Linked DNA regions of Homo sapiens: region 1 is linked to region 2. A link is an interaction called in ENCODE POLR2A ChIA-PET data of the cell type or tissue named here. Cell type or tissue: GM12878. All regions are shown on one strand. Links, peaks and the distances in the headings refer to the core of each region. The heading gives the core; the rest is flanking DNA.

What was found. Peaks named below come from ENCODE experiments on the same cell type or tissue, not always from the same donor. Only the 100,000 strongest peaks of a DNase experiment are listed, where the experiment ranks them.
Region 1: POLR2A ChIA-PET joins it to region 2 with 5 read pairs; 4 of 35 experiments call an interaction of 5 or more read pairs at or near these places.

The regions. Positions count from the first base shown.
Region 1 is chr7:55,475,364-55,485,179 of GRCh38, forward strand. All of the region lies in intron 4 of VOPP1 (VOPP1 WW domain binding protein), which reads right to left. Among named protein-coding and RNA genes, the nearest start is that of VOPP1, 92 kb to the right of the region's middle. RefSeq lists an enhancer at 2,545-3,095. In GM12878, for the core only: no CTCF peak of the experiment used is centred there; a DNase peak (open chromatin) is centred at 5,528; H3K27ac peaks cover 367 bases.
Region 2 is chr7:55,554,362-55,564,177 of GRCh38, forward strand. All of the region lies in intron 1 of VOPP1 (VOPP1 WW domain binding protein), which reads right to left. Among named protein-coding and RNA genes, the nearest start is that of VOPP1, 13 kb to the right of the region's middle. RefSeq lists enhancers at 470-1,416, 7,421-7,470, 7,551-7,610, 7,641-7,690. In GM12878, for the core only: no CTCF peak of the experiment used is centred there; DNase peaks (open chromatin) are centred at 3,620 and 3,700; H3K4me3 peaks cover 4,383 bases; H3K27ac peaks cover 7,059 bases.

The sequences.
Region 1 (9,816 bases), core at 546-8,545, 79 kb before region 2:
GGTTTGGCGGAGCGGTGGGTGAACATGGCCGGCAGCCTCCACTGCCGGGCGAAGCAGGTCCAGGTGATTCATTTGCTGACAGGGATGTGGGAAAGGGCAACAGGAGAACTGACCAAAAGCCTCAAGGACGAAGGGAGCAGTGCGTTACAGTCACAGATGGGAGCCAAAATAGTGACAAGGAGCGACAGGCCCACTGGTGCAGGATTCGGTGTGGTGGGGACAATCTGCACAGAGGTGACAGCCAGGAGCAAGGGGACTCCACCACCCCTCCCTTCCCTACACAGGGTGTGCCCTGGGAGGAGCCCTTCAGTTCTGGTTTGTGGTTGATGGTTGGGTTAAAGAAAACACACAAAACATTCTAGGAAGAGGCTGGGGTTGCAGAAAGACTTTCTCCACAAGATGGGGTAGAAAGGGTAAGGAGAGGTGAGTAAAACCATGGCTGCCCCTCACGTCACCAGTGTTCATCAGGCCAGCCTGTGCCGTGTGTGCACGGTGGGGAATGGCATGGGATGGGGATTGGGTGGGAGAACAGAGGCTCTGCCAGAGTGAGTGCCTCACCAAGGTCACGCTACCGCTAGAGCAGCACCAGGACTTGAACCCAGTAGTGAACCAGAAAGTCAGACTCTCCCTATGATGACAGGCGTCTCTTGAAACAGGATGGTGAAGTGGGGGAAGAAGTTCAGGCAAGGGTGGGATGGGAGAGCCACAGGAGACTGGGGGCATCACGGGCCCGTGTGGAGCGCCGTCTAAGAATTAAAGGCCACCACAGCCAGCCTCCCAGCCGGGCTGCACTCACACCCTTGGCATGTCATCTGTCTCTGGACAATGCTGGAGTCATTTTACTTTGAACGTCATCATCTCCTCCTCAGTGGGAGTCTTGGCATGGTTTGAAAGGGAGCTCCAGGCTCAGCAAAGACTGGGAGGACACGCTGTGATGTTAACTGACAATCACCCCTTCTCAGTGAGCTGGCCCAGCCCCACGGGTGCCAGGGGGATGGCCAGGCAGCCTGTATTCTTAGCAGGACCTGCCACCTCTCTAGCCCAGCTGACTGGCCAGTGGCGTGTCGGGGGGGTGGGCGGGGGGGCTGGGCCAATCTTTCCTGGGGATGCAAAAGAGTCCGGCAGGCCGCAGAGGGAGGGGTGGAAATGCAGGGAGAAGGAGAGGCAGCTGACAGAGTATGTGGCCCAGGAGGGACAGAGGCCAGGGGCCCAGGGGCCTGACTCCTGACAGCGTTCCAGTTACACCAGGATCCCCACACCATTTTAGTCAGCCCCTCCAAACTCAGGGCACGTGGGTCTCTGGTCTCACCTCTCCTCCTCTCCAGCCATGCCCTGGCTTCCCTGCTCTGTCCCCTCTGGCCCAGCTGCTCCTCCAGCCATGGGCAGGAGCCTCAACACAGGGCACCAGGGGCAGAGCTCGTTCCTGCCACCCAAGCTGTGGCAGGCTTGGCCCTACATTCCTCCCCACCAATCACTCATGGGACGGTGGGCTCTCCAGAGGGACAGGGCCTGCTATGATGGGCTCCTGCCCACTTCAGAGCCTTGTGTCTCACCGCCTGCCCTATTCTCCATCTCCAGCAGTAACCACACTGCCTGGATCCGGTCTGCCCTCTCTGGGCCCTCACTAGATAACATATCCCAGGCTTTCACCATGCAAACCGTGTCTCCTGGAATGCCTGTGACCACCTCATGCCAGGCACCTCCTAGCCTCTGGTCTGGCTAATTGCCATGTATCTTTCAGTCTCAGCTCAGAATCACCAGGCAGCCCCCTCTTGCTGCCTGTCACTGCCTTCCCAGCTGAGCAGGCACCCCTGTCCTCTGGTACCCAGAACAAGGCACGTCCATGAGTATGCAGCAGTTGCCTAGTATGGTATGATTTTCTGAGCCTTCTGAACACGAGGACAGAGCATCACTCACCCTGGTTCCCTGAGAGCCCAGAACGGCACCTTGCATGTGGCAGACGTTCCATAAATACACGGGAGGAGTGACTGAAGGGGGGACGAGTGGCGACTTGGATCTGGACTTTGGCGCTGCCAGATTGTGCTGGGTGTGCATGGGTTTCCTGAGACACACCTGTTTCTGATATGACAGGAGTGACTGGCTGCCCCACTCAGCAAGCCTGTGCCAAGGCCGTGGCTCCTGTCGAGGGGAGGATCCCAACCCCCTGCTGCAGGTGAGGGAGGGGCGGGAGTGTGGTCTTTGTAGAAGAGAGGCAGCCAGGCTATGTTTGCAATGTGGCCACTCACGCTGCAGAACCAGAAACACCAGCACCTGCATCCAGTCTAATCGGTATCTTCGTGTTCATAGACACAGTGATGGATCCTACCAGGAACTGGTGGGACGGGATTGAAATATTTGAACATGGAGATGGAGAGGTATTTGGAATATAAAAGAGAACGGATAGAAAATGAATAAACTGTGTACTTGTCAAGAACATGAACCCTTAGGTTAAAAAATTGGTGACCACGCTGGAGAGGCTACAGTTGAGGTTAAAGGGCAGCAGGGCCGGATGCTGGAGCCTCATGTGAGTAGCTGAGGGACCCCGGCCAGGTGGAGGCAGCGCGGCCGCGGAAGCAGCATGCAGAGGCCGCACCCACCCAGACAGCTGCTCAGCTTCTGCTCATTTGGCTACAACTCCTCACAGGACGCTGGCCATGCTTACCATTCAGGCTCCCACAAAGAAGAGCAACCGAGAGAAGGTGGACCCAGTTCTCACAGAGGCAGAGACTCATTTAGGAAAGAGAAAGCAAGGACACTTCATTCTCTGCATGAAGCCTGCGGACAGAAGACCAGCACGGTCTGGAATGTGCCCACAGACTTCAGAGAGATCACGGCAAAGACATTCCCACAAACCACAGATGATTATATGGCACATGGCTCTGGAATCAAAAGCACCTTAAAGTCATAACCTCAACTCCTTAATCACAAATAATCACAAAGAGAACAAAAATGTGAGTGTCCCAAATGAAGCCCTGTGACTAAAGAGCAAAATTACAAAATGAGATTATTACCAGGAGCAAATACAGAATGAAGTCAGGAAAAAAAAGCCCAAGGGAGCTGCAGCTTGAAGCAATGACTCTAGCCAAAAAAGGGGGCTTTGCATGTGCACAGAGAATAAAGAAGATTAAGAAATAAAACAAATAGCAAAAGAAACTACCTTAAATGGTATTCTCTCCCAAGGAGAATGGTTTGCAAACTGAAAGGGAGAAACAAAAAAATGGGTGAGGGAAAATGAAAGACCAAGATAAATGAGAACTGACCGGATGTTGGGGAGAGCATTCAGATTGCCTGCCTCCAACCAAGTACCTCTCAGTGCAGGAAGCATGGAATAGAACCAGGACCTCAGGGTCCCATGACATGCTAAGTGCATTTTCCTCACAGATTCATGTATCTCACATACAGCCTGTCATTCTAGCCACCGAGGAATGCTATGAGATACACACTATTTCAATTTTACAGATTCAAAAGCGGAAGTCCAAATAAATTACACAATGTGCTCAAGGGACTCTCCTTCCAGTGGACACTGTTGCATCTGTGAGGACCCAGGCGGACCTCTCTCAGCCAGGAAGGAGAGTTGGAGGGGGAAGAGCTGAGGGGGGCAGCAGGGGCCCATGGAAGGAGCCCGGCCCGAGGATGCTGCTGAGCCATGCAGTTAAACCATGGCCCTTCCTCTATGTGACTTTCTATCGTAAGAGACAATTCTTTCTTATTTTTGAAGCTGGCTGAATTGAGGTATGTGTTACTTGTAGCCAAAAGCCTTGAACTACCTCTTCCAGAGAACATTTTCTTTTTTTTTTTTTTATTATTATACTTTAAGTTTTAGGGTACATGTGCACAATGTGCAGGTTAGTTACATATGTATACGTGTGCCATGCTGGTGTGCTGCACCCATTAACTCGTCATTTAGCGTTAGGTATATCTCCTAACGCTATCCCTCCCCCATCCCCCCACCCCACAACAGTCCCCAGAATGTGATGTTCCCCTTCCTGTGTCCATGTGTTCCAGAGAACATTTTCACAAACAACAGAGGTGTTGCCAGCTCAGTACTGGCATTTCTGTGTCCTCTGAGCTTTCTAGTTTGGTTTGGTTTGAGGTTGTATCTGTTCATTTTGCTAAACTGTCTCAACTCTTAGAAATATTTCTGAGCTCATTCTCCAGGATTTTTAGGTAAGTACTGATGATAAACTGTTTACAAACAGTAATAGTTTTGTTTCTCCTTCCTGATGGTTGAATATTTTCATTTTAGCCAGAAATTTTAGAGCAATATTAAATATTATTAAATATCAGTTATGATATTAAGCAATCCAATTTTCATGGGAATTATTTTATAGTTTCACCAAATGTGATGTTAGCAAAGAATCTAAAGTGCATACTCAACAATTATTTATGCAACATCTCCCGTTCAAAAGGCATAGCTGGTAACATGGAGCACACAGTGGAAGGCTTGAGCCTGGAACCCAGGAATTTACATGAGGTCTTTATTACATTAATAAAAGGCCTTACATGGCTAGTTTTGAGAGAGTTTTGATAAGGAATATATATCAAATTGTGCTGACAGCCTCTTCAGCACCTACTGAGACAATCATTGCTTTCTGATATAACTTACAATGTTAATTGCGTGCCTAAAATAAAACGATCTTTTGTTAAGAAGATCATGGTTGGTTATGATGGTTTACTATTTTGACACATTGCTTAATTCAGTTTCCTAAATATGATTCGATATAATTTTATTTTGGTGTTTATTCCCAAGTTATACTAACTTTACAACATGAATACGTAGCATTCCTATGATTTGCAGTAATTGATACATTCATTAAAATGAATTGTTTCTTAAAAGTTTCAAAAAAGCCATATGAACTTAAAGACATTCTGGGAGATAATTCTTTGAAAATGTCTTCAAGCTCTTGCTTGCTTTTTGAGTTATTGAAATTTTCAATGTCTTTACGCACTTTGGTATCATAAAGTACTTACGCACTTTGCCATCTTACCAGATTTTCCAATTCATGAATACTTCCTTGTGATTTTCAACTCCTTTGAATCTGTAGTGTTTTAATTTATGCTTTTATTTTTGTGTTCTTCTCCTTTATTGATTAGATTTATCAGGAGGGGAACAAGCAATGTGATTTGCTCTATTGCTTTTTATCAACTGCTAACTTAGATTTATAATTATATTTTTCTGATTTTTACAATTAATTTGTATTTCATTTATAATTTCTCCCATCTCTACTTCCCAGGCTTAATTTTACCCACTCTTTATATATTTCTGTGACTTTATTAATTTCTGAGCCTCTTTTGAGGAGAGCTCAGTTCATTTGCTTTTTCATAAACTTTTAACAGAATAAAGCTATGAATCTATTAATACCTCTAAAAATTGGCTGAACATGTACTGCATATGCTGTTGCATTCCTTTCACTGATGCCTATGTCCATTTGTGTGTTCAACAAAGACTGAATTCTCACTGAGTGCCAGCACTGTTCTGGGCACTGAGGATGTAACAATGACAAAAACTGAAAATCTCAGTTCTCACGTTACTTGCAGTTTAGAGAGACAATGAGCAAGGTAAGAAAAATAGGTTAGTTGGTGATAAGTGCTAAAGATGAAAATAAAGCAGGAAAATTGAAAAATGAAAAGCCAACAGGGGAGGGGGAAGGGCAGTGCCATTCTTCCTTGTGTCTGCAGGCCTCATGAGGAGGTGAAGGACCTCAAGGAAATGGAACTGTTGGGCAGAAGGGGCAGGCAGCAGGTACTGGAGGAGCGTGCCGTGTACCTGGGCGTGTCCATGGAGAAAGAGACTTTTAGGCAGAGGAATGGCTGTCTGGAGGGTCTCAGGACAAGTCACAGGCCAGTGAGTGGCAGCAGGGGAGTGAGCCAGGAGGGGCCACAGGAGAGGCCAGAGCCCGCTGGGCAGCCAGGAGGGGTGCTGAGAGAAGAGAGGGCCTCCTTGGCCTCTCAAAGTGCTTCTGTGGCACAGTGGGCCCATGAGAGTGTTGGGAGCACAAGCCCTGGCTCCTGCTGTGACTCTGGCTGCCTTGCTGGAAGCAAGAGGCAGCAAGAGAACCACCAGGGAGGCTCTCATCAGAGTCTGAATAAAGGGTGGTAGCAGCCAGGGTGGTGTCGAGAGAAAAGGCCAACTGGCCTCAAGGCTCCTGGCTGGAGCCCTGGAAGAACAGAGGTGGGGCCTGGAAAGAGGGCGGAGGAAAGAACCAGCACTGCAGGGTCCTCCACTCCCACCTTTTTGACTCAATACATCATTTATGGGACTAGTCTTTTATTTCCAAGTGGGTGCAGAGCATGCATTTGTTCATTTACAGACATCTACAAACTGCAGGTGTCCTACTGGGAGTAGTAACTACTGCCCCTCAGTGAGTGCTGACTCTCCGGCCCTGTGCTCAGCAGGGGACACGAAGGAAGTACTCTTAGGATCCCAGCTTCAGGGGCTTGAGGCTCAGAGAACTGAGCAACTTTCCGAAAATCGCCACAGAAGCACGAAGTTTGAAACAAAGCCCCTAGTATCCGGAGGTATGCAGCTTCTACTTCTACAAACGTATTCGGACACCTTTGTAGTACAAAATCTAAGCGCTTCTTTCAAATGTTCCATTTATTTTTACATTTTGATCAGATTAATAGCAATGCATTGACACTCCTACAGTTTCCATCACTCTGTCATATTTTTACATTTTTGTTTTACATACTTTGAAAATTAAGACATGACTATTGTATCTTCACCTTTTATAAAAGGTGATTTTTATCAGTATTAAAAGGACTTCCTTTTCATATGCATATATTAGTAAATCTATGGAATATTTCTCAAAGAACACGCAAAAAAAAACTGATAAGCGGGAGGAAGGGAATTGGACTGCAGACTGTATATTTCTTCTTCCACTGTATAACGCTGTACATTTCCTCTTGAGGTACATACATTATCCATTACAAAAAAGAACCTCCTGCTACTGCCTTTTGGGGAAGAGAGGAAGAAGGGAGGTATTTTTTTTTTTTTTTTTTGAGACGGAGTCTCACTCTTTCCCTCAGGCTGGAGTGCAGTGGCGCTATCTAGGCTCACTGCAAGCTCTGCCTCCCGAGTAGCTGGGACTACAGGCACCCACCACCACACCTGGCTAATTTTTTTTTTTTTTTTTTTTTTGTATTTTTAGTAGAGATGGGGATTCACCGTGTTAGTCAGGGAGGTAGGGCGGTCTCGATCTCCTGACCTCATGATCCGCCTGCCTCAGCCTCCCAAAGTGCTGGGATTACAGGCGTGAGCCACCGCGTCCGGCCAAGAGGAGGAAGGGAGTTAAAAACATGTGGGTATTAGGCACCCAGCCTTCAGGCCGACCTGTTAGGGTTTACAGAGACCATACACTTGAAACACAGCTGAGATGCATGTGAACATTGCTTTAAGACATTGGGGCCCTAATGTCCCACAAGAAAAGGCACAGACAAACTTAGTGAGCAAGATTAAGTAGAAAATGAAACCCCCACACTAAGTTTTCACTTTTTCTTTCCTAGCTGTATAAATCAGAAGCTGAGTGAAGACAACGGTTTTGCTTGCTGCTGCTGATTTTTTAAAAACAAAAGCAAAAATAACTGTGTTAATAAAGAGAATTCCAGTGCATTACACAGAGCAGATCCTCAAGCATCTGCCAGAAATTAGAGTAAAAGCAGTCATGTTATTCCAAGAGACGAGCACTAACTTTCACTCCGGCTCTGCAGAGTTCACAGGTGCTCACGCTATTCTTAATGCTGAACTTGTATGACTGTGGCCAGCACAGCCCATCCTTCAATGCTTGTGTCTTCATCAAACCTGTAGCGCTTCTCAGTGCAGGGGGCATCCTGCATCACCTATTTCATCATTCACCTTGCTGAAATACAGACCCTGACTCAGCGGCTCTGGGTGGCGCTGGGGTGAGGGAGAGCCTGCATTTCTAACAGGCTCCAGGGACCATGCATGTCTTCAGGCTGTAATTTGACCAGCAGGTGCGAGGCAGTTGATAAGTGTCTATGGATCCTGATAACATGTTATGATTATCATCCCTCATTACAGAGGGGGAATCTGAGTCATGAAGGGTAGGTCCTTCCCTTCACTCAACCCTTCAGTAAGTTCCATGAACTCTGGGCCCAGGAAGGACCCCATCCCTGCTCTGTCCTCACCATCCCAATGCCCCACCCTGGCCAAATAGGGCAGTGCCTCTTACAGCTCTCTCTCGGGTTCCTTTGCTTAGGTTTATGATTCTCTCCAAAAGCTCTCCTATGTGGCTCTCAAGTCACCTTTGACCCCGCCCCTTCTTTGCTAATCCCTCCTGGTGAATTCTGTTACTTTCCCATGTCATGCTCTTTAGCCTCTCTCATTAAAGCAGAATATACTTGGATGTTGATTTTAACACAACATGTTGGTCCTTTTTTCTTTTTTCTTTTTTTTGAGATGGAATTTCGCTCTTGTTGCCTTGGAGGGCAACAGTGCGATCAGATCATTGCAACCTCCGCCTCCTGGGTTCAAGCAATTCTCCTGTCTCAGCCTCCCGAGTAGCTGGGATTACAGGCACATGCCACCATGCCTGGCTAATTTTTGTATTTTTAGTAGAGACAGGGTTTCATCATATCGGTCAGGCTGGTCTCAAACTCCTGACCTCAGGTGATCCACCTGCCTCAGCCTCCCCAAAGTGCTGGGATTACCGGCGAGAGCCACCGCACCCAGCCATCTTTTTCTTCTTACAGAGGAGTGTTAACACATTCCTCTTCACTGCCATAATATAGACTGTGGATGATCTTCCTCTGCCATGTTTTGTTTTTGTTTCCTTGCTGTTTCTTATCTAGTCTGTTTCCCTGACCTCCCCCAACTTTTTAACTTTTATTACTATCTTTGAAAGTGGTTTAGAATGTGGACATGTTGCTTTAGATTTCAAGAGGAGCTACTGTAGAGACATCCCAGGAACTGTCAAACACATCAGACTTGACTTTGTGGAGATTCATCCTCGTGAGCCTCCTTCCACCCCCTTGCCAGTCTTTCTTCACTGAACCTAGAGAAGCACAGGTGCTTTCCTTTATGATCTCATCACGCACTTCTCCAACCTACAGTCGCTGGGGGGTGGGGGTGAGCAGCAGTGCAGGCTGGAGCTGCTGAGGACAGCACCATGTCCTCAGTGGAGTGGTCTCTGTGCCAGCCAGCTGGGTGTGGAGTAAGGAGATTATTCGCACGGGGTGAGCTTGGGATGGGTGCCCTTGAGAATCCCATCCAGCCTTGAGATTCTTTTGACATTTTTTCTTTGAAGTAATATAATGAACATGTAGCAAAGCTAATTAACAAAAAAGAGAGAGAAAAGGCATCCCAGAAATAGAATGGAGAGAGAAATAACTACAAAGACAATGGTTACTGTAAAAGACGTTTAGAATACTGTGAACAAGTATGCGTTCATACTCCCTCAGAGTCTCCCAAAGCAACCCACCCTACTGACACACCGACTTCTGGCCTCTAGAACTGGGGGAAGACACGTTCTTGCTGTTTTAAGCCACCAGTCTGTGTAGTACTTTGTGAGGGCAGCCCCGGGACATGAATCCAGTACGCACCTTCTCCTGCTGTCAACAGCACAAGCCCACGTCAGCCCACAGCATGCAAGACAGTCTCAGCACAACAAAACCAGCACTGCTCCCAGAAACATAATTACTGGAAACATTTTAAAACTGTGCAGGGCTTCTTTTTGTTTGTTTTTTTAGGATTAGCCCTGGGATTCTGTGACCCTGTAATTTTTTTCTCCCCTTTTTGCCTAAGTTAGATCAAAGGTAATTAATAACAAATCCCCATGGCCACATGCCCAATTAAGC
Region 2 (9,816 bases), core at 68-8,067:
AATTTTTCCCATAGGCCAATAGGGTACCATTAGTGGATTTCAAGAAGAAAAGTAACAGATCAGACAAAGGTTTCAAAAGCTCACATGGGCAGAATGGAGAAGAAACATCCCAAGGACTGTACACGAGGAAAATGGCCTGGACTGAGTCAGGAATAGAGAAAACGGGGCCTGGGAGAGGCACATTCTAGAAACTTTGAGTAAAAAATTGCAGAACTTGGGTTGCCGAGGATGTAGGGATGGTGAGGTTTCTGGAGCACTGTCCTGGATGGGAGGCAGTGCCATGGACTGACACAGAACCAATGGGCGGAGCTTTGGGGAAAGGGTGAGCTCTGCTTCAGATACACTGTCTGAGGCCTCTGGGCCACCCTGGAGGAGGTCTCTGTTAGACAACTGGGTCGATAGGGGCTGGAGCTCAGCAGGGAATTCTTGGACCAGAAATATAGATTTTGGAGACATTCACATAAACAACTGTCATTGAAGATTTAGATGTAGATGAGATTCCCCAGGATTTTTCGCAGAATGAGGAGAGGAGGAAGACCTCACCCAAGCGCAGGAGACATCAGCATCTGAGGCTGAGATGAGGGTCTGGGAATGGAGAAGGAAAGCTTCCAAGGTGGCTGCTTTTTGCCGCATCTCCCGAAGGAGAAAATCAGGTGAAAGGTGCTGTTTACAAATTAAACCACTACAATGAATCATGCCTCTAGGCCACAAGAAAAATCCATCAGAAACTTAAGTTACATAGAGAAATATACTTTTTAAAAAGGAACCAGTCTTAAAATAAATTTCCAATCTGCCTGTAGAACTTGGAGAAGTAGTGGAGGGAAAAGGAGAGATGGAAGCAAAGCATAGGACAGGGACCAAAGCCTGAAGGGGGAAGCGACAGGAGAGGGAGGGTGCTCTGCATGGACAGCTTGCCCTCCCGACCACCCCCCAGCTCAATCGCTGGCCCCAGGGAAGCAGACTGCATGACAATCGCTCACTTTCAGCACTACCATTTCCGCACATGTGAAAGCTGGAAAGAACAACTACTGCCTCTTTTCACCGCACAGATGACCTTTGCTAAATCCCTTAACTTCTCAACCTCACTTTGTGAATCTGTAAAATGAGCGGCAACATGTAGCTTCCAGGGCTACCATGAGGGACACAGTGGGGGTAACCACTAGGACACTGCCCAGCACCTTTTAGGTGCCAGATAAGATCCAGCTCTTAGTGGTCATGCCATTTGGGTCCAGGGTATTGTTCTAAGCAGCCCTTCTCCTTTTCCTAAGTATCAAGAGCTCCTCAGGCATGGGCTCCTCTTCATTTCGCTAGTGCATACCTCATTATTATTGAAAACGGTAGTAGTCATCAATTACCACTGACACAGCAGGAGGCTCTGCTGGGAACATAATTCTTTATGAGAATTTTGAAACAATAAACTAAATTTTGCTCACATAGTTCCTGCTTACAAAAACCTTTCGGGGACTGCAGTATCATAGAGACTGCTTATGCTGGACTCCCTTCAGTGAGCTCTGCTGATGAACACAGCACAAAGCAAATAAATATAAACGAATGAATAACCCCAATAGCCATCAGCAAAACTCACTTGTTTTCTTTTCCATGTGTTCTAAGATGTTTCCCCGTAGATTTCGCCTCTCTAATAACCTGTATATGATAATGAGAACATGGGTATGTGCTGGAAGCCCCTCTGCTGCTTACCTATGAGGGGCCCCAAGCACTCAATGTATGAAACAGAAAGCTGCTGCACTCACCTAGTGTCCCTAAGGGCAGCCTCTGCTCTCTCCCAGCCACCTGCTGAGCTTCCTCTGAGACCTTCTGAGCCCAGCCTGCCACAAAGGACTGGGTGAGTGCAGGCTACCTAGCAAGGCAGGAGGAGGTGGGAGAGACAGGGGTTCAGCCCAGCAGGACAATGACCCTGACTCATTCCACCAGGTCTCAAGGCCACAGTGAGCCTTGCCAGTTCCTTTCTAAGCCATCCTCCAGTTCGCAAACCTGTTCATCCACTTCTGGATTCCATGAGCCAAAATTCTCATCTTCCAAATTTCCACATTCTATTTATAATAAAGACACATTACTTAGGATAACATGATGGAGTTTCTCAGTCTCTTAATAACCAAAATGCATAACGTGAACCAGCAACAGGAACTCCCTCCACGACAGGCCATGATGGAACCTCAAAGAGAAAAATGCTATGATTATATAAACTTCACACATTGGGGCTTTAAGAACATACTCTGAAGTCTGTGAAAACAAATAAACCTAAAAGCTGTTGGAACCCCCCCCCAAAACACTTCAAGCTTTGAGAGAAATGTGACTGTGATCTGAGTCACATATGGTTACAATTTATGTTTCTCAGATTATAGATAACTCATTTTCTTCTTTTTCTTGCTCTGTACATTGACTAAAGGGAAACCATGTCAGGGTCAAAAGCCTCCCGCCCTCTGAATTAATGACCCTTGTTGTAGATTAACTCCCCCTTCATTGCCCTGCTTCGCTTAGACCAGGTGAAAGAAAACCCAGGACTATTACACCCTCTGTTAAGAAAATGTTAAATATCCCCTCCCCAAAAAGAAACATCACCTAGAGCCAATCAAATTGCTATAACATACACACCAACCTTGTATGAATAATGTTGTAATCCTGCTAAAAACTCCACTGTCTCAGCCCACATAAATGAAGCCTTCACTTCCTACTTCGGAAAACTGACTCCATTTCTTCGGAGTTGGTGTTTCTGGGTGGCCTACCTCACACTTTGTACTTATTTAAATGCTCTTTAAATCATATTCTGACCCCTTTCATTATTTTAGGTTGGCAAGTCAATCTGCTGAGGTTTGAATGCTAGGTCCGACTGCAGAAAATCTTGAGAAAGCCCCAGTCTCCTGAGCCACAGTCCACTCATCTGCAAAATGGACAGGAGGGCAGCACGGAGCCTGGGGCAGGGGTGGGAAGGCTGCACAGATGAAACACCATGTGCTTACTTAAAACAATGCTGCCACACAACAAGCACCTGCTAAGTGCTGGTTATCACATTGCCACCATCATCTGGAGAAATAAAATAAGGTTGGAAAGTTTTAAAAAAATACTCAAACATAAGATGTTTCAAAAAAAAAAAAAGGACTTAAAAAAACCCCATATGCTAGCAAGAAGGCTCTTATGTCTGTTTATATTTCAATCGTTGGCTTGACTTCCAATCTGAAAATTCCGATTCTTCAGGACCCATCTAACACCAACCCCACCCAAAATGAGTGCCCCATTAGAAAATACTGGAATATTGTGGGGATGGGAAAAGGAAGGGGCCAAGTAACTCTGCCCAGCCACAACAGAACAAAACACATACATAAGAAAGACATGCTGGATGCTGACTGATTTGCATTTTGTAAGGAGCTGCTGCAACCTACACACAACCACAAGGGCAGGACCGTCCGCAGAGAATGGCAGAATGGAAGGTGGAGCAAATGAGAGGGTGTGTAGAGCCTCTGAACAACTCAGGCCCGGGGCCTCCAACAGGAGGACTCCTAACCATGCCAGATAATGAACTTCCTCCAAGTCTGCACTACTTGAATTGGGTTTCCTATCACTGAGGGCCAAAGACGTTCTAATCAATATGCGGTTTAGTAAGTACTCTGTGGGGCATTGCAAGTACAGACAGACAAGAAAACCCTTCAACAGAGGGTGGAATGGCGTTGCGTGGGGTTGGGAGGAGGGGAAATTAGGTATTTGTCAAAAAGTACAAAGTTTCAGTTATGCAAATCAGTGAGTCCTAGAGGGCTGCTGTGCCACAGAGGTCCTGCAGTTAACACTACTCTACTGTGTACTTAGAAATCTGCTAAGGGGTAGACCTTATGACACACAATAATAATAATAATAATAACCAGACAGCAGGAGGAAACTTTTAGAGGCTTATGGCATAAATTGTGGAGGTGGTTTCATAGGTGCATGCTTATCTCCAAACTCATCAAGCTGTATACATTAATTATGTTCAGCTTGTTGTATGTCAAAAAAAATTAAATACAAAAGAATGAATTTTAAGAAAAAGAATATCCTTCATATTTTTAATATGTTCCTTAAACTTCCATCAGACAACTAAATGAAAACTCATACAAATAATGTGTTTCTCACCTGCTAACCTGTTCAGGTGTGCACACCTGCAGGGGTGACAGATGATGCTTTAATCGGGGAGAGGACCCTGCCACCCCAGAGACACCCTGCTAATGCCAATTCCAATCATCTCTGCTCAGCCTCCAGAGAGCCCAGGCATCCCTGTCCAGAGGCTACTGTGCTGTGTCAGGTGCTGTAAAGTCTCTTCACTTCCCAGATCCACCCACCCATCCATCCATGTCCAACCCCAGGCTCCTTGCAGACAAAGACCCAAAAGACAGAGTAAAAACTTCAGACTACATACAGCCTCAAACACAGCATGGCTACAGGGTGAACACCAAACCCTGGCATCATTATCATTAGTAAAGCTGACTGACAAAGAGCTATTTTAGTGTTCTGAGCCCTCTTCAGCAATAATAACGCAGAGTTGCTAAAAACCAAAGAAGAAAGCAAAGGAAAGGTCAGTGTTCAAGGTTAGCGACAAGATAGCCTCACTGAAAAGTTTAATACCATCCTGCATTTCCTTCTGAAGACCTAATTATATTAATTTTATTTGTGCCCAAAGCTTTGCAAACAACTTGAGCTATATATAAGTCACTAAGTATCCAGTGGATAGTAACGGTTTTTTAGTCTGCTCCCTCATCATCAGAGGGAGCCTCTGATGGCTTCAATGGGAGCCTGAGCCATCCATCAAAACAAGAACCATACACACAACTGAATTCAGATAAACAGGGTGGAGTTTAAAAAGGTACTGATTCTAGTGGTGACAATCATCACTAAATAAATCCACTTCCACTCTTGGCAGCTTCTCTGAATACATCACTAGGTCATGCTGACACTCAGAAAGGGACCAGAGACTCCTAATTAGGATGCCTACCCTTCCCATCTTATGGAGGAAGGTGAGCACTGCCCATTAGCAAGCCCCTGAGAGCAGCCGCTGACCGTGCCATTGGGCCGACCAACAGGCCACCACAGTGGAAGGACTCTAATGCCTGGCTCAGCTGACCAGGGCCCAGATGTCGTGATTTTGAAGTCCAGCTCCTTTTCTGCCAGGAAGTGATAAAAGCATCAATTGTATCAAGTAACCTGTGATCTCAATTTGTCCAAGGCTCTCATTATGAGAGAAAGCCTTCTCCCTATCTGCGATTTAACTTCTCATGCAATTCAGAAAGTCAGAGATGAATCTCAGCTTCCACTGGGGTGACTAGCTATTAATAAAACCAATACATATTTTTCCTGAGTCATTCCACCAAGAACTCAAAGCATAAAACAGACCTACAACCTATGTTAATGACTCCATCCCAACCCAGGGCACATGCAGTGGAACCGGCAAGTTCTCATTCACTCCACTGCCCATGTCAGCCCCACAGAAGAACCTCAGAACGTGGCAATGGAGTATAAAAACCTTTACTGGCCAGGCGCAGTGTCTCATGCCTGTAATCCCAGCACCGCACGAGGCCGTGGCAGGCGATCACCTGAGGTCAGGAGTTCCAGACCAGCCTGGCCAACATGGTGAAACCCCATCTCCACTAAAAATACAAAAATTAGCTGGGGATGGTGGCGCACGCCTGTAGTCCCCGCTACTTGGGAGGCTGAGGCGGGAGAATCACTTGAACCTGGGAGGCAGAGGTTGTAGTGAGCCAAGATCATGCCACTGCACTCCGGCCTGGGGAAAAGAGTGAGGCTCTGTCTCAAACAACAAACGAAAACAAAAAAAACCTTTACAACAGTGATTTCACTAAAATATCCATTTTAAGCAACATTTTTTTTCAACCTTGTGGCAAGCAAAGTAATGCCACCTCCTGCCCACAAAGATGTCATCGTCCTAATCCACAGAACTGGGAATGTCACCTTAGGTGGCAAAAGGGGCTTTGCAGACGTGATTAAGTTAAGGATCTTACAATGAGGAGATTATGCTGGGTAATTCAGGTGGGCCCAATGTAATCTCAAGGGTCTTTACAGTGACAGAGAGAGAGAAGCATGAGAGAAATTAGAAGACACAGAATCGCTGGCTTTGAAGGGGAGGAAGGGACCACCAGCCAAGAAACACAGGCAGTCCCTAGATGCTGGGACAGGCCAGGAAATGAATCCTCCCTGGAGCCTCCAGAAGAAACATGGTCCTGCTGACATTCTTGAATTGAGCCCACTGAGAGCCATTTAGGACTTCTGACCTCCAGAGAGGGAAGATAATAAATCTGGATCGGTTTAAGCCACCAAGTTTGTAGTCACTTGTTATAGCAACAACAGGTAATGAACACAGAGGTCACAGCAAGTTCTTCTCTAGTAGGCCAGTAGCCTCACTCTCCCTTCTCTGCACCTGTCCCATACCCTCACCTCACTCCCATGTCAACCTCTACTTTTTTACCAAATGCCTTGTTCATTTTCCAATCCATCAACCATCTTCTAATTTTACACACTCAAGAAATGACCCTAACATAGCCATCATAACAATAATTCCCCAAAATCCTCTCACTCATGATGCACTGCCATCCCGCGTCAATCCCCAGTCTGGCAGCCACCCTTCTACCTCCCTGCTTCCATGCTGCTTAGGGGGCCAGTCAGGGCAGCTGGCTGTATCCAAGACTGCCCGAAATGCTCACTCTGCACCCCGACCATGGATGCTCTGAGATGCACATGCACAGCTTCCCAGGACCCTCACCACAACCGCTGTGCGACCTTCACCATGACCTGGAGGCCCAGGTCCTTCCCAGCTTATCTCTGTGGCTTACTTCAACGCAAAGTTCCTGACATCCCACCCAGGTCACCAACCTTTCCCCACTGAACTTCAACTCTATGTGCACCTTCCCTCTTGATGACCTCCTTCCTCATCTCCTTCCTCACATCCCCACTCCCCTTCCAAAGCCTAACCTCTACACCCAAGCTCCCAAGCCCATCCCCCTCACTGTGCCAAACCCTTCTGGAACAAACAGGTCCTCTAGGAGCTTAAGGTCTAAAGAATTTACAGACCAGGCCGGGCACGGTGACTCATACCTGTAGTCCCAGCTCTCTGGGAGGCCAAGGCGGGCAGATCACAAGGTTAGGAGTTCAAGACCAGCCTAGCCAATATGGTGAAACCCCGTCTCTACTAAAAATACAAAAATTAAGTGGGCGTGCTGGTGGGCACCTTATGTCCAGCTACTCAGGAGGCCAAGGCAGGAGAGGGGGAGGCGGAGGTTGCAGTGAGCCAAGATCATGCCACTGCACTCCAGCCTGGGTGACAGAGCAAAACTCTGTCTGGAAAAAAAAAAAAAAAAAAAGAAGAAGAATTCACAGACTGCTCCCCTCTTCCAAAAAAAAAAAAAAACAAACAAGCAATTACAGTATCTGAGCTCAGAGCACGTGGGAGTAGCTTGCCTAGGGAGTAGCTTGCCCAAGTCGGGGACTTAACTCATACCCAAGTGGACAATGAGAGTAGCCTTCCATGACACCACCTGAGGGTCTTCAAGTATGGTGGGAGTTGAAACGGCAGTCAAAGGAATGGGAAAACAGGAAGTGAAAGTATGGTGCCTTCAGGACCCACAGTAGTCGGTTCAGTCTGCTGTACTGGATGAAGACTTCTGATCCTCATCTATGCATCAGAAGCAATGTGCATCTGTTAAAAAATAAAGATGACTAGGCTCCAGGTGCAGGTAATTGTTCGAAACTCCCTACCTCATTCTAATGTACAGCCAACGCTGAGAATGGCAAGGAGGTCTCTGTAGATACTGAAAGCTTTCCAAGGGCGCTCCTCCATACTGCTAAAGGACTCGAATTCCAAACCTTCAACCTCCATGGGTCTGCTTTCCTAAAGCTGACTGCCTGAGACACAGGCCCTGGTCCGGATGCTGGTCAAGTGACAGTGCTAATTCCCCGTTTACAGTCACCCTTCTCTCCCTTTACAAAGAAAGGCACACCTCCCTCCCATTTCTAGTCTTACTGGGATGTGCTGGTCCAGAACTAAAAAACTCTCTCAAGTACCAATCTAAGGCCACTGAAAATACTGGTAGTGACACTGTTAAAGAGAAATTGTTCTGACACTTGTCAAAAATGGTAAGGCTTTATTCAAGACTATTGCAATAGGGGTCAATCTATCACAACAGCAAGACAGACTGACCTCAACTCCAAATACAACCAAAATCAGTGTGAATTCACAGCCAAGGAGCAGAGTGAGGGGGTCAACGGATACAAAATTGCTAAGAGGAGAGGCATGATGGGTAGAAGTAAGGAGGAATTCTTGCTGAAGACAGCCTAAGGTGATCAGATATTAAGCGTGAGGGGATGACTTGGCAGGACTCTTGCTGAAACTGAGCTCCACTGAGGACAGACACAGAGGGCAAGGTGGAGGCCTAGTGAGAAGAGGGCTCAGAGGATCCCAACCAAAGTTTGGTCAAGGGGAGAGTTTTTGTCAACGCACGCCTTGCATCTCAACTGGTTTCAAATTCTTTGCTTTCAATTAAATTGAAAGATGACCTAATTGTAGATTACTATGCGGTCTGGGCACATCACTCGGAAGTTCAACATGAAACTTTTTCCATTTCCATCAGTTATACATGCCCTAACTTGAAATATCCTCGTCCATCTCACTCAGAAATTTATTTCCAGTAAATTTTACTGTTTATGTTTAATAATATTCAATTGGTAATACATGTATAGTGTCAATCAAATGTGCAATAAAAATGATAAATCAATTAGTCTTTTTAAATTTTTTGGAGGTATATCTGAGGAAATGTTTTAAAAATTAATTTCGATACAGATTTTGTTACAAAAAACGACAGATCAAAACTAGACTTTCAAGCATAAATATATATTATTAGAAGAAAATTCTATAAAGTAGAAATTCAAAAAAGGAATGCTATATTTGCAACCATTAGAGAAGATTATTTGCGTTTTTTAAAAAAATCAGTATCAAATTGCTAATGGTATTTAGATTCCACTGAATACATTAAAAGAGTGATATTATAGTTGAATTTTTAACAATGTTTACAATACATGAGAAATCAAATCTATTGTAACCATTTAAAATCTATGATAAACAAGATCACACAGGTTGAGTATCCTTTACCTGAGATGCTTGGGACCAGAAGTGTTTTTGGATTTTGCATCTCTTTGGATTTTGGAACATTTGCATATACACAGTGAAGTATCTTGGGGATGGGACCCAAGTCTAAAGATGAAATTCATTTATGTTCATATATATCTTACACATATAGCCTGAAGGTAATTTTATACAATATTTTTAATAATTGTGTGCACAAAACAATGTTTTGGCTGTGATCTGTCACACAAGGTCAGGTGTGAAATTTTCCACCTGTAACATCACACTGGCACTCAAAAAGTTTCAGATTTTGCAACACTTAGGATTTTTGATTTTCAGATTAGGGTTGCTTAACCTGTATGTTCCACTTAAAATTATGTGAGAGGGTATATAGCTTTTGAAAATTCCCTAAAAGAGTATAAGAGCCAAAATTTTGACAACCTTTGAGCTAGAGAAAGCTGCTCAATTTGGGAGGAAAGAAATGAGAAGGAAAGAAAGGAGAATTCCTGAAGAAATTCTAAGGAGGAAAAACAGTGTTTGGAATTTATCTTGAGGGCAGCAGAGAAGAACAGAGGTTGCAGAGATTTAATCTAAGGGAACCCCACGTTGTTTTACACAGCTGCCCTTAGGCTATAGGAACCTGGCTTCACAGCTTCACTCACCGCAGGCCTGGCTGCTTTTCTCTCCAACTAAAGGGAAGGAGG